Regions from separate parts of the Homo sapiens genome. Here regions 1 and 3 are each linked to region 2. The links are chromatin contacts, found by Hi-C or POLR2A ChIA-PET in ENCODE. All regions are on one chromosome and are shown on one strand. Each heading gives the region's core, a stretch centred on a gene start or an enhancer-like site at or near the end of the contact. The rest is flanking DNA. Distances are from core to core; before and after follow the strand shown.

The links. A loop is a pair of places that touch in the nucleus more often than their neighbours do. ChIA-PET counts read pairs that join two places held with the same protein, here RNA polymerase II (POLR2A). Pooled maps may share reads with other maps.
Region 1: a map of dorsolateral prefrontal cortex shows a loop between it and region 2 (2.3-fold over the local background). The contact joins the enhancer-like site here to the promoter of BCL7A in region 2. A Hi-C loop is called at or near these places in 3 of 168 maps with a recorded cell type or tissue (ascending aorta, dorsolateral prefrontal cortex and mammary epithelial cell), 9 of 37 single-sample maps with no recorded cell type and 7 of 50 pooled maps. POLR2A ChIA-PET finds 5 or more read pairs at or near these places in 10 of 52 experiments (A549, AG04450, H1 and 6 more).
Region 3: a map of IMR-90 shows a loop between it and region 2 (8-fold over the local background). The contact joins the promoter of RHOF here to the promoter of BCL7A in region 2. A Hi-C loop is called at or near these places in 13 of 168 maps with a recorded cell type or tissue (B cell, IMR-90, MCF 10A and 9 more), 19 of 37 single-sample maps with no recorded cell type and 21 of 50 pooled maps. POLR2A ChIA-PET finds 5 or more read pairs at or near these places in 14 of 52 experiments (A549, A673, AG04450 and 10 more).

What each region holds. Positions count from the first base shown.
Region 1 is chr12:121,810,782-121,814,409 of GRCh38, reverse strand. It overlaps SETD1B (SET domain containing 1B, histone lysine methyltransferase), which reads right to left. Exons shown (of 17, transcript NM_001353345.2): 6 at 3,575-3,628; 7 at 1-304. Among named protein-coding and RNA genes, the nearest start is that of SETD1B, 8.6 kb to the right of the region's middle. RefSeq lists enhancers at 1-310, 2,613-3,225, 3,270-3,628 and silencers at 1,829-1,918, 2,059-2,378. Within about 2 kb of position 2,354, at least 32 of the 41 ENCODE cell types and tissues checked have a DNase peak (open chromatin) inside an H3K27ac peak, as active enhancers do; they include ascending aorta and dorsolateral prefrontal cortex, where a contact is called at or near this core.
Region 2 is chr12:122,020,295-122,023,613 of GRCh38, reverse strand. BCL7A (BAF chromatin remodeling complex subunit BCL7A) reads right to left here and starts at 1,730. Exons shown (of 6, transcript NM_001024808.3): 1 at 1,431-1,730. The coding sequence starts at 1,522. RefSeq lists silencers at 1,012-1,171, 1,322-1,641, 1,772-1,851 and an enhancer at 362-1,177.
Region 3 is chr12:121,792,117-121,795,442 of GRCh38, reverse strand. RHOF (ras homolog family member F, filopodia associated) reads left to right here and starts at 1,755. Exons shown (of 5, transcript NM_019034.3): 1 at 1,755-1,947; 2 at 2,204-2,291. The coding sequence starts at 1,810. LINC01089 (long intergenic non-protein coding RNA 1089) reads left to right here. Exons shown (of 4, transcript NR_152740.1): 4 at 1-176. It also overlaps a transcript of SETD1B not described here. RefSeq lists enhancers at 226-766, 1,311-1,360, 1,307-1,847, 1,853-2,684 and a silencer at 1,841-2,380.

The sequences.
Region 1 (3,628 bases), core at 1,105-3,604, 210 kb after region 2:
CTGGCAAGGGTGGTGGGGGCACTGTCACAGCAGGGTGGGCTGGAGGGGGTGGGGGCGGCGGTGGGGGCAGCGGTGGGGGCATGGGGAAGCCAGGCTGCGGTGGGGGTGGTGGTGGTGGGGGGGGCAGCGGGGGGAAGCCAGGTGGCGGGGGCAGCGGCAGGGTTGGGGCTAGCACAGAAGGGGCTGCCACGGCTGCCGCTCCTGGGGTCACCACCATGGGCTTGGGGCAGTCAGCGCTGGTGATGGGGGCCGAGGGCATCTCGTCATCCGAGATCTCCATGTCCTCGCCTGAGGACTGCTGGCCCTGCAGAGAGAGCAGGGAGAGACAGTGAGGTGAGTCTGGAAGGCCAAGGGGCTCTCGGAGTCCCCTCTGCAAGACTAGCAATCAGTGGCACTCCCAGCTGTGTGACCCAGTGCAAGCCATTCAGCCTCTCCAAGCCTCAGCGTCTTCATTTGCAAAATGGGCATCATAGTCCCTGCCTCATGGAGTTACCACTAGAATTCATTCATTCATTCCAATTCAACAAACATTTGCTCAGTACCTGTGTGCCAGGCACTGGTCTAGGTGCTGGGGACACAAAGTTGAAGAGGCAGGCAAACATCTTACTCTTGTGGAGCGGAGCCAGCAGGAAAAGGCAAAAGGATGATGAGGGTGAATACGGGAAACGTGAGGGAGAGAAAGAAGGCAGGGAGACGGGTGGGGCACAGAGGATGAAACTGTTGCAATTTCAGAGATTCTGTTGCAACTTGTGTGCAGAAATAGTTGCCACTTCCATAGTGTCTCTTATGTGCCAGGGCCTTTCTAAACGCTCCACATTTATTAACTCAGCTAATCCTCAGAACAGCCCTATTTTCAACTCCATTTTTGCCCCACGAGGAAACTGGGGCACAGAGAATTTAAGTAACCTGCCCAAGGCCACACAGCCAAGAAGAGATGGAGCCGGGATTTGAACCAGGAAGTGGTTCTGCAGCCTGTGCTCTCAGTCACCCTGCTGTCCTCACTCTGCGGCAGACGGCCAGGCAGGAAAGGTGACATTGGAGCGGGGGTTTAGCAGCACTAAGGCCCATAAACAGGAAGTGTGTTGTTATTTATTTTTCCTTGATTACTCTTTTCACCTAGTCTCGTGACTGCACAATCAGTGTGGGCCCGCGTGGGGCTAAGCGCTGCAGACGGCTGCCTCATTTTTTATCCGAAAGATAACCTCACAGGGCGGGGGGCTCTGCTCCGACCCATTTGACAGTTAATAAACACACTCAGAGCCTCAGCCGTGGCCCCGCGGCACAGCCAGTCAGAAGAAGGTCTGGAGCCCAGGACCTGCCCAGTGCGGGGCTGCAGCTGGGATCCAGGGCGGTGGTGAGGGGTAAATGTGGGAGGTGTCAAGGATGGGCGTGGGGCTTTAGGGAGCCGAGTGGACAGGTCTGGACTTGGGGTGGGGGGACCTTTGAAGGCTGAGGGGGAGTGGGGGTGGAGGTGGAGTCTGTGCAAGTTGCAAGATCAGAGGTCAGACTACAGGTGAGGAAGGCCTCAGAGGAAAACTGCAGGTAGCGGGGTAGGAGGACGGAGACTACCCAAACTAAGGCAGCGGCAGGAAGCTCTGGACTTTACCAGGTCCCCTCTGTGCACACATACACACACACACACGCACGCACGCACACACTCTCCTTCTCAGGATCCCCATGCACATCAAGAAGAGACAGACGGGCTCGGGTGGATCCTCAGAGAGCACTCCCCAGATCAGTCCTGGACAGAGCCGAGCACAGCGCGCCGCGGCACACAGAGGGTTAACCCGGGCCGCCGCCGCCAGCCAATCACAGGGAGGCAGATCCTGCGCTCCAGCCCCGGCCGGCCCTGCCCCTCCCTCTGCCCAGCAGTCTCGGGGTGAGAAGCGGCAGGAATTTGCTGAGAACTGGGAGTCCAGCAGGCCTGGCGGTGCCGGGAGCATCCTGTGCGGCACCTCACTTAAGCTGAGGTCCTGTGCTGCAGGGACTCTCACAGGCCCATTTGGCAGATGACGAAACTGAGACTCAGAAAGGCAAAAGTGCCTTTTCCAGGGTCACATAACCAGTAAGTGACTTGGCAGGACTCAAGAACTTGAGCCTGAACTTTTAACGACCAGCCACTGTTTAGAAGAAAAGCCCCCCCTGCACCCTCGGCTGGCCCCGCCTGCGCCGCTCCCCCACCTAGGATGGGACGGGGTCCAGCTCCCCGCACTGCGCGCGGCCGCAGAAAGCCCAGGCGCTATTCCCCGGCGCCAGCAGGGGGCGCCCGCGGGCCGGCCCGGAGCTTCCCGGCACTCGGCGACTCCCTGCGCTGGCGGCCGGGCAGTCCCAGACCCTCGCTCCCGGGGCCTCAGCCTGCCTTTCGCTCCAGCCACTGCGGGCCTCTCAGCCCTGGACCGTGGTCAGCATGGTAAACACTCCTCACCCCAGGCAGCCTAGACGGAGCGGAGGAGACGGGTGCCAGGGCCGGCGGCCCCCCTACAGCTGCACACCTGTCAACGCCCCCTGCCAAGGCCCCCTGCCTGGACCCCTTGATGCCAGAAACCACTTCCCCAGAACTGCTTGGAGGCCCCCTGGAGCCCCAGCCACCTGCAGCACCCTCCCAGGCAAGCCAAGTTCCTCTCGTTCCTCCCTGATGCAGCCAGACCCGCCTAATCAAAGGGCCCAAGAAGGGGGCAGTCCTCCTCCCCTCCGCCCACAGGGACGCAGAGCTCTGTCTAAGCCCCTGACTGCCCATGCCCACCGGGACTACGGCTCCAAGGCAGGTGCCTGGACCGAGAAGGAGGAGTGGAGCCAAGGAAGATGACCCAACACCCTCCCAGGGGAACCTGGCACGTGGCACCCTCACCCCCAACCCCTGGGCGGGACTTCCTGAGGCTGGAGGTTTAGGCAACGAGACCCCATGACCTGAGGAGAGGGTGGGGGATGGTCAACTTTGCCTTTTTCTGGCTACATGGCACCCCACCCCCACCCCAAGTTAGCTCTTAACTCCTTCATCCCTGGAGCCAGTGGGAGAAGAAGGGAAACCAGCACCCTCCCTGTCTGCCATGGTTTCCCCCTCTTCAGAGGGCACCAGGCTCTAGGAGACAATGCTCCGGGGCTTCACCCCACTTAGCCCAGCACAGTATTCTGGCCAATCTCTCTCCTCCCCTCTGCCTGAGGGCCAGGACTCTCCCTGATCATTCCCAAGCCACGCAACAGACAAGGGGACCAAGAGCCATCCCCACAGCTCATACTCTCTGAACTCTCAGCAAACGCCTACCAAAGCAGCTCAGGCCAGAATTTATCCCTAGGAAAAGCTGACTTCTTACCTAACAAGGAGAGCATCAGAACTAGGCCATGCTTTCCTTCTCTCCACGGCTGCTAGGGAGCTCATTGCCAAACCAATTGCTCAATCACAGCCCCTGGTGTTTTCTGCATCCCCTTTTTATTCTGTAAGTTCCACCTGTTATATTGGCTTTCCTAGCCCCATTGCTTCCGCATCTTAGCTAGTCATGCTAAATGCTTGAAGGGGGAAAGGGAGATACAAGATAGACAAAACCAGTCCCAGACAGATGGACAGACACGGTGGTACCTCATCCATCTTCTCTGAGGTCGGGGTTCTGTCTCCAACCAGGTCCAAGGCCAC
Region 2 (3,319 bases), core at 481-2,980:
TCCCACTGGAGCCAAACCCAGCCCACGGCCGGGCATCCGGCCATCGCAGCCAGCCCTTTCCATAGGAGGCCGGGGAGCACGTGGACTTTATTGATTTTCCTCTTGCCTTTTTTGTTGGGTTTGACTCAGAAAGGACAGCTAACTTGTGACACCGCCACACCGGAGGCTCGCCCCCAGTGGCTTTTAGAGACCGAGGCGCTACTCGAGAAACGACACCCCCAAACGTAAACATCCCCTGCCACAGGGCCTGCCCAGCTTCCAGGCTCGAAATAAAGGGTCGAGACGAGCCCGCGGGCGCTGACACTCAGAGCCAGCGTTGCGGCGGCTCCTCTCCCTCCGGGACCCCAGTGAAGGCGTGGGAAAAAAATAATAAAGTTGAAATCAGGCAGCGGGGAGTTTTCAACAACTCTGACCCAACCTGGCGATCTGCTTGCGCCTCGGGCCTGGCCCAGGGGCCGATTCCGAGCAGACCCCGACGAGGCCGCGGAAAGGTTCGATCCCCTTAATGTCGACCGGGCCACGCCGGGCGGACGCTAATGTGATCCCGAAAACCACGCGCGGCCGCCACCAAGTCCCCCTCTCCCCGGTGCAGAGAACAAAAACAACAGCTCCCTCCGCAAAACAAACACGAGCTCCCGGTGTGGAGAGGCAGCCGCGGCCCAGGACGAACGGCTTCTGGCCAAAAACATCGGCTGGCCCGAGCCCCCCGCCCGGGGCGCCGCGCAGAGCGGGGTGGGACGTGGGCGCCCCGCGCCCCTGGCCGCTGGCTCCCAGCGCTCGCCCCCATCTTTCCTGGTCGCCGAGAGCCCTCGCTCCAGGCAGCCCAAAGCGCTAAATTTAAACGGCTCGCGCTCTGCAAACTCCGCAGACTCGAGGGCGCCGGGCCCGGGAGGCGGGAGCGGGCGGCCGGGCGGGCCGGGGCTGGCGGAGGGCGGCGGGGCGCGGGCCGGGGTGCGCGGGGAGGAGACGGCGGCGGCGGCCCGCTCGGAGCCTGCACAATGGAGCTCGCGCTCTCCCCGCCGCCGCCGGCATCGCGGCCCCGGCGCGCGGGAAGCCGCTTTCATGTGACTTGCACAAAACGAAATGGCTTCTGGGGCCGGCCCCGAGCCCCCCTCCCGGGAGCCGAGCGCCGCGGCGGGGGCCGCCCCGCCGCTCCAACCGCCTGGCCCCGGCGCCCGCCGCCTCCGGGCCGCCGCGCCAGGTGGGCTACAGGCGCGAGCGCACCTGGGCAGCGGCCGCGGCCCCAGCCTGGCGCAGGTGACCCGGCTCGCGCGCCGCCCGCCCGTCCGCCCGCCCTCGCCAAGTCCCGGGGCCCGCGGCGGGGCTGGGCCGGGGCAGGCGGCCGGGGCGCTGCGCCCCGCGGCTCTCTGGAGCCGCGCTCGGGCTCGGGGCGGCCGGGGAGGCGGCTGGCGGCGGGCGCCTCCGCTTACCATTTGCGCACTTTCTCGATCGCCGCCATGACCCTCTTGATATCATCTTTGGCCCGGCTCCTCGTCTCGGCTCGAACCGACCTGCCCGACATGGTTCCGGCGGGGAGACGGAGGCTGGGGAGCGCGCCCGCCGGGTCCTGCTCGCGCTCCGCGGCGGCCACACTCGCGCCCGCCCGCCGCTCACTCACTCGCGCACAGACACTCGCACTCTCACACGCACACACTCACACACACACACACACACACACACACATACACACACACACAAAGCCCGGGGCCGCCGCGCGCCTGGCCCAGTGCGCAAGCGCCGGGCGGCAGCTGCACAGAGCAGGGGGAGCCGCGCCGCCGCCGCCGCCGGCAGTGCGGCCTCCGGGCGCCGCGGCCACCGGGCAGCGCCCCCGGGCCTCCTGCGCCCCCAGAGGGGACGCCCCGGACGCCCTCCTGGGGAGGTGGCGAAGGGCGCACGGCGACCCCCGGCTCTGGGCGCGCGGTGGGGGCGGGCGTGCGGACACGCGCGCTGACCCTTCCTCGGAGGCTGCAGGTGCCGAGGGGTCCATGGGAGACAGCCGGTCTGCGGGGCGCGGGGGGGTCGCGTTCCCCGGGAGCCAGCCCAGCTGCCCCTGCCCAGCCCCCAGAGCGCGGCGGCGGGTGCAGTCGTGCAAGTTTCTTGCGGGTCTCTTGACTTCTCCGAGTTGAAGGCACCGGTTCGGGACGCGAGGTGCTCTTGGAAAGAGTTGGGCATCGCGCATCTCTGCTGGCCCGCGGCCCTGTTCAAATGCGAGCTAGGACGTCGCCTGCCCCAGGCTTTGTCCTTTTGGAAAACTAGGGTTGTAGGAAGGTGCCTGGTGCCAGGCAGACCACCAGAGACTCTCGACCTTGAGTACTAAAGAGTTTTCTGCTCAGCAAAAGCTCAATGATGATCAGCATCGTAACAGGGACTCTTCCTCCCGCCCCCAGAAGTTCTCTTGTCATAAACAAGGCGAGGGGGTCTTCGCTGAGCTTCACCAGAGGACCACGATTTCACCTTAAGCCATTCCTGACTTCAGTACCAGACTGAGACCAGGCGCTGCTACTGCCCAAATGACCCCTGGTCCCATCTACAAGGAGCACTTTTGAGGCCTCAGAACAGAGCCCCGGGGAGAAATCTGCGATGATCAGGGTAACCTGGGTGCCGCATCTTGCTGTTCAGCTGCAGCGGAACCGGCCGGACCAGAGCTAATGCGCGCCCAGAATGAAGAGGGAGACCGAGAGTGGCCCAAATGTCAGCGCCCCGGGCCTGGAGATGACAGCCCGACAGCAGCCATTTCACAGCTGGGGAAACTGAGTCCTGGGAAAGTTTAAGGTTGCAGCCTTAAGTTGTTACTCATTCTAGACGTTTCCCCTGAGGGTTTGGTCTTTGGGGAACACGCTACTGTGGAAATGGAGAGACCGCAGGCCTTTTCCTAGGCATTTGTTTTTACTATTCTGAAACGCAGTCTCCTGACGTGAAAAATGAAGAAAAGAACAAATACTGGCCGGGCGCGGTGGCTCATGCCTGTAATACCAGCACTTTGGGAGGCCGAGGCGGGTGGATCACTTGAGGTTAAGAGTTCGATACCAGCCTGGCCAACATGGTGGGTGAAACCCCGTCTCTACTAAAAATACAAAAATTAGCCGGGCGCGGTGGTGGGCTCCTGTAATCGCAGCTACTCGGGAGTCTGAGGCAGGAGACTCGCTTGAACCTGGGAGACGGAGGTTGCAGTGAGCAGAGATCCAGCCACTGCACTCCAGCCTGGGAGACAGAGTGAGACCCTGTCTCAGAAAAAAAAAAAAGGCCGGGCGCGGTGGTTCATGCCTGTAATCCCAGCACTTTGGAGGCCGAAGTGGGCAGATCACGAGGTCAGGAGTTC
Region 3 (3,326 bases), core at 506-3,005, 230 kb after region 2:
CCTACTTTCCCTGCCTGCCCTCCAGTGCTGCCAGGCCTAGTGTGCCAGCCAGCGCTCAGCCTTCAGTAAAGGGTTCCCCTGCTTCCAACCTCCATTGCACTGCTTCCCCTAAGACTGTGACCTCCTGGAAGGCTGGAGCACAACTGCCTCTCAATAAACGTGTTGCAAAAAAGGAATGGATGAGTTGCTGTGCATTTGTCTAGGGGGTGCTTGACCCAGGAGATTACCCTTTGCCCAGTGCCTGAAGAGGGCGTCCACTGAGAACCTGGGGTGCCTCCCCGGCCTCCCCTTCCCAGCTCTGCTGTGGTCTTGGGATTCTGTGGGCGGTCGCTGCTGCCCTCTGGTGGTCAGACCGTGCCTTGCTTGCACTGTGAGAACCTTGACCATGGAACTGCCAGGTTGGCGGTTTTCCTCCACGAAGTGAGGTTTACATGACCCTTGCCGAGACCTTGAAAACTGGGAGTCTTCGGGGTGGGGTCGCCAGCAAAAAGATCCTGAGTCCTGCCAGCCCCTATCTGAGGAAACTACGAAGGCCACTTGCCCCCAACCATGCTGCTGTTGGGGGTTTTGTTAGAAATGGGCTCTTCCTACCCCAGCTGGTAGGATCCCACTCTCGGCCATGCTCTCGTGCCTGTCTGCCGTGGACCGGCTCCAGGGGGGGGTCCCTCTGCCACCCTGTCGACTCATCTGGGTGGTGCAGAGGGCAGTCAGCCCGCCCAGGGTGAGGAGTAAGAGGAGGGGTGGGGGTTACGGGTAATTCAGCCAGCAGCCCTGATAGCACTGCCTACAGTAAGTGCTCAACAAATAAGCTGTTTTGATCAGGGGATGGGAGAGTTGGGGGGATTCCTGGGATGAAGGACATGTGGCTGCTGGCAAGGAAACGCATTTTCTTACATTTCTTGGTGGGTGTGGGGTTATCAGTCTCCAAAGCTCCAGGAGAGGGACCAAGTTGACTTCAACTAGAGCTACTCCAACCTGCCCCTCCCTGACGACGTCTTGCGTGGTTCACGCCTCTGGCTCCTGCCGGAAGGAGGCGGCCGCCCCTAGTGGTTTCGGGCCAACCTGCGCCCGGAGCGGCCGGCGCCGAGGCGATTGCCCGGCAGAGGGCGTCAGACGTCCACCCTGCAGCCCAGGGTCGGGGTGCGGGTAAGCGGAGCCCAGTCCCTCACCCCGAACCCGCGTGCACGCTGGCGTCCCTGGCCCAGGCGAGGTGGGCAGACATGACTCTCGCGTCAGCATCTTCCCTGGTGCCACCGCCGCTACCTCCTGTGGGGAAGCTGAGGCCAGAGGCGGACATGTGCCAAGCCACACCGCTGGGGCAGTGCAAAGTTGAGGGGCTCTTCCCGGAGCTGGAGGCCGGGGGCTTCTCGAACCCGGTGCGGAGGCACAGCCAGCCAATCCGGGAGACCCTGTCTGGCCGCGCCAGCCAATCAGAGGGTCCCTGCCGAAGGCGGAGCCTGCTAATCAGGGGCACCTGGAGTCGCTGGGCAGCCACGATCGGGTCTCGCCGGCGAGGGGCGCGACGTGACGCGCGGAGGGTGGCGGTGGGTTGGGGGTGGGAGCTTTGCTCGCAGCTGAGCCCCGTTTTTCCGGTGCTGCAGTATCCCTGGGACTGAGAGCTGAATACCCACACCCAGGGCTGAGACCTTAGCAGAAAGGAAACTGAGGCTGGGAGGTCGGCCGGGAGGCTGCCTGGCGGAGGCGGCGCTGCTCCGAGTGGGCGGGGCTGGTTCCGGCCCCGCCCCGCCCCCGACCTCTTGGCTCCGCTAGTGCCCGGCGCGCCGCCGCCAGTGCTGCGGGCTCCGGGCAATGGATGCCCCCGGGGCCCTGGCCCAGACCGCCGCCCCCGGTCCGGGCAGGAAGGAGCTGAAGATCGTGATCGTGGGCGACGGCGGCTGCGGCAAGACCTCGCTGCTCATGGTGTACAGCCAGGGCTCCTTCCCCGAGGTGAGGCCCGCAGCGGGGCTGGGGTGGGGGCGAGGGACGCCCCTTACCCTGAGCCCAGAGCCCCGACCCTCAGTCCCCAGCGTCCCGAGCACGGACAGGCGGCCGCCACCCCGGGGCGCCCCCTCGGGAATTCCAGAGCCCAGCGGGGTGAGGGGGGGCTGATCCGGGACGAGTGAGGGGGGTGGACAGTGGATTCAGCTGGAACTTTGGCCCCCGCCGGCCCCACTAAGGACCAACCCGACCCCCTCTCCCGCAGCACTACGCCCCATCGGTGTTCGAGAAGTACACGGCCAGCGTGACCGTTGGCAGCAAGGAGGTGACCCTGAACCTCTACGACACGGCCGGTGAGTGCGCCTGCGCGCCGGGGGGCCCGAGGGTCCGCCCGCCCGAAGGGTTTCCCCTCCCGGGCGTCCCCCACTGGGTGTCCCCGCCCTGCAGCCTTGGCAGGGCCTTGGCCGGCTCTTCACTCCTGGAGGCCGCTCAGGGGCGCTGGCTGCGGGGCCCTAGAGGCCAAGCCCTATACGTAAGTGGAAGGTGTTTGGAGGAGGAGGTGAACTCTGGGGCCACCCTCCCAGCTCTGTGCTGAGAGCCCACAGCTCGTTCCTCTCCTGTGGTTCTAGAAAGCAGTGGGCTGCTCTTGGGCCTCCCATGGTTCCAGGATTGCTGCGCTACCTGCTGTGGTCTCTGCAGACTCTGTGAGCTGCAGATTTGAGTCCCTTGGTGCTCGGATTGCCTGGGCTGTGTGTCTGGGTCCTGTGGTTCTGGGATGCTCCCGGCTGCAGATCAGCCTGTGGCTCCAGGGCTCTGTGGCCTGCGCTCTGCAGCCTGAGGCTCTGGGGTCCTGTGGATGCGAGTTCTGTGTCTGCAGCTCCCAGGATTCCACGGCTTGCAGTTGGTGGTTCTGGAATTGCGTGGCTACAATTACTTCTGTGCTTTCCTAGTTCCCTGGGACAAAACCAGACAGTGTAGAAAATGAACTGAGGAAGGAACAGAGCACTGGGGGCAGGGGCCCCACACCAGGCTCTGCCTGCCACCTGCAGGCCCCCACGGGTGGTTTACGGATTTATGTGCAATTGCTTGGGAGTCGGTGTTGTGAGGGGTGGGGACAGGAGAAACAGTCAGTGGGAGGACCCTGACTCCCATCTGGGCTTCATCAACATTGGGGACCAAAGGTTGAGATCCCCAGGTGGGGCCTCACCCCACCTCTGTGACTCAGTGTTTAGTGACCTGCAGGGAACCACGTCATCCGGTGGCCCTCTCCGGCCAGCCAAGCCTTGTGTGTGTGAGGTGAGGTCAGACACTGACCTAGGATGGAGCCAAAATCCAGACACCTCCACCCCCACCTAGACCTTGGAGAGGACCCGAAAAGGGGCTGTCCT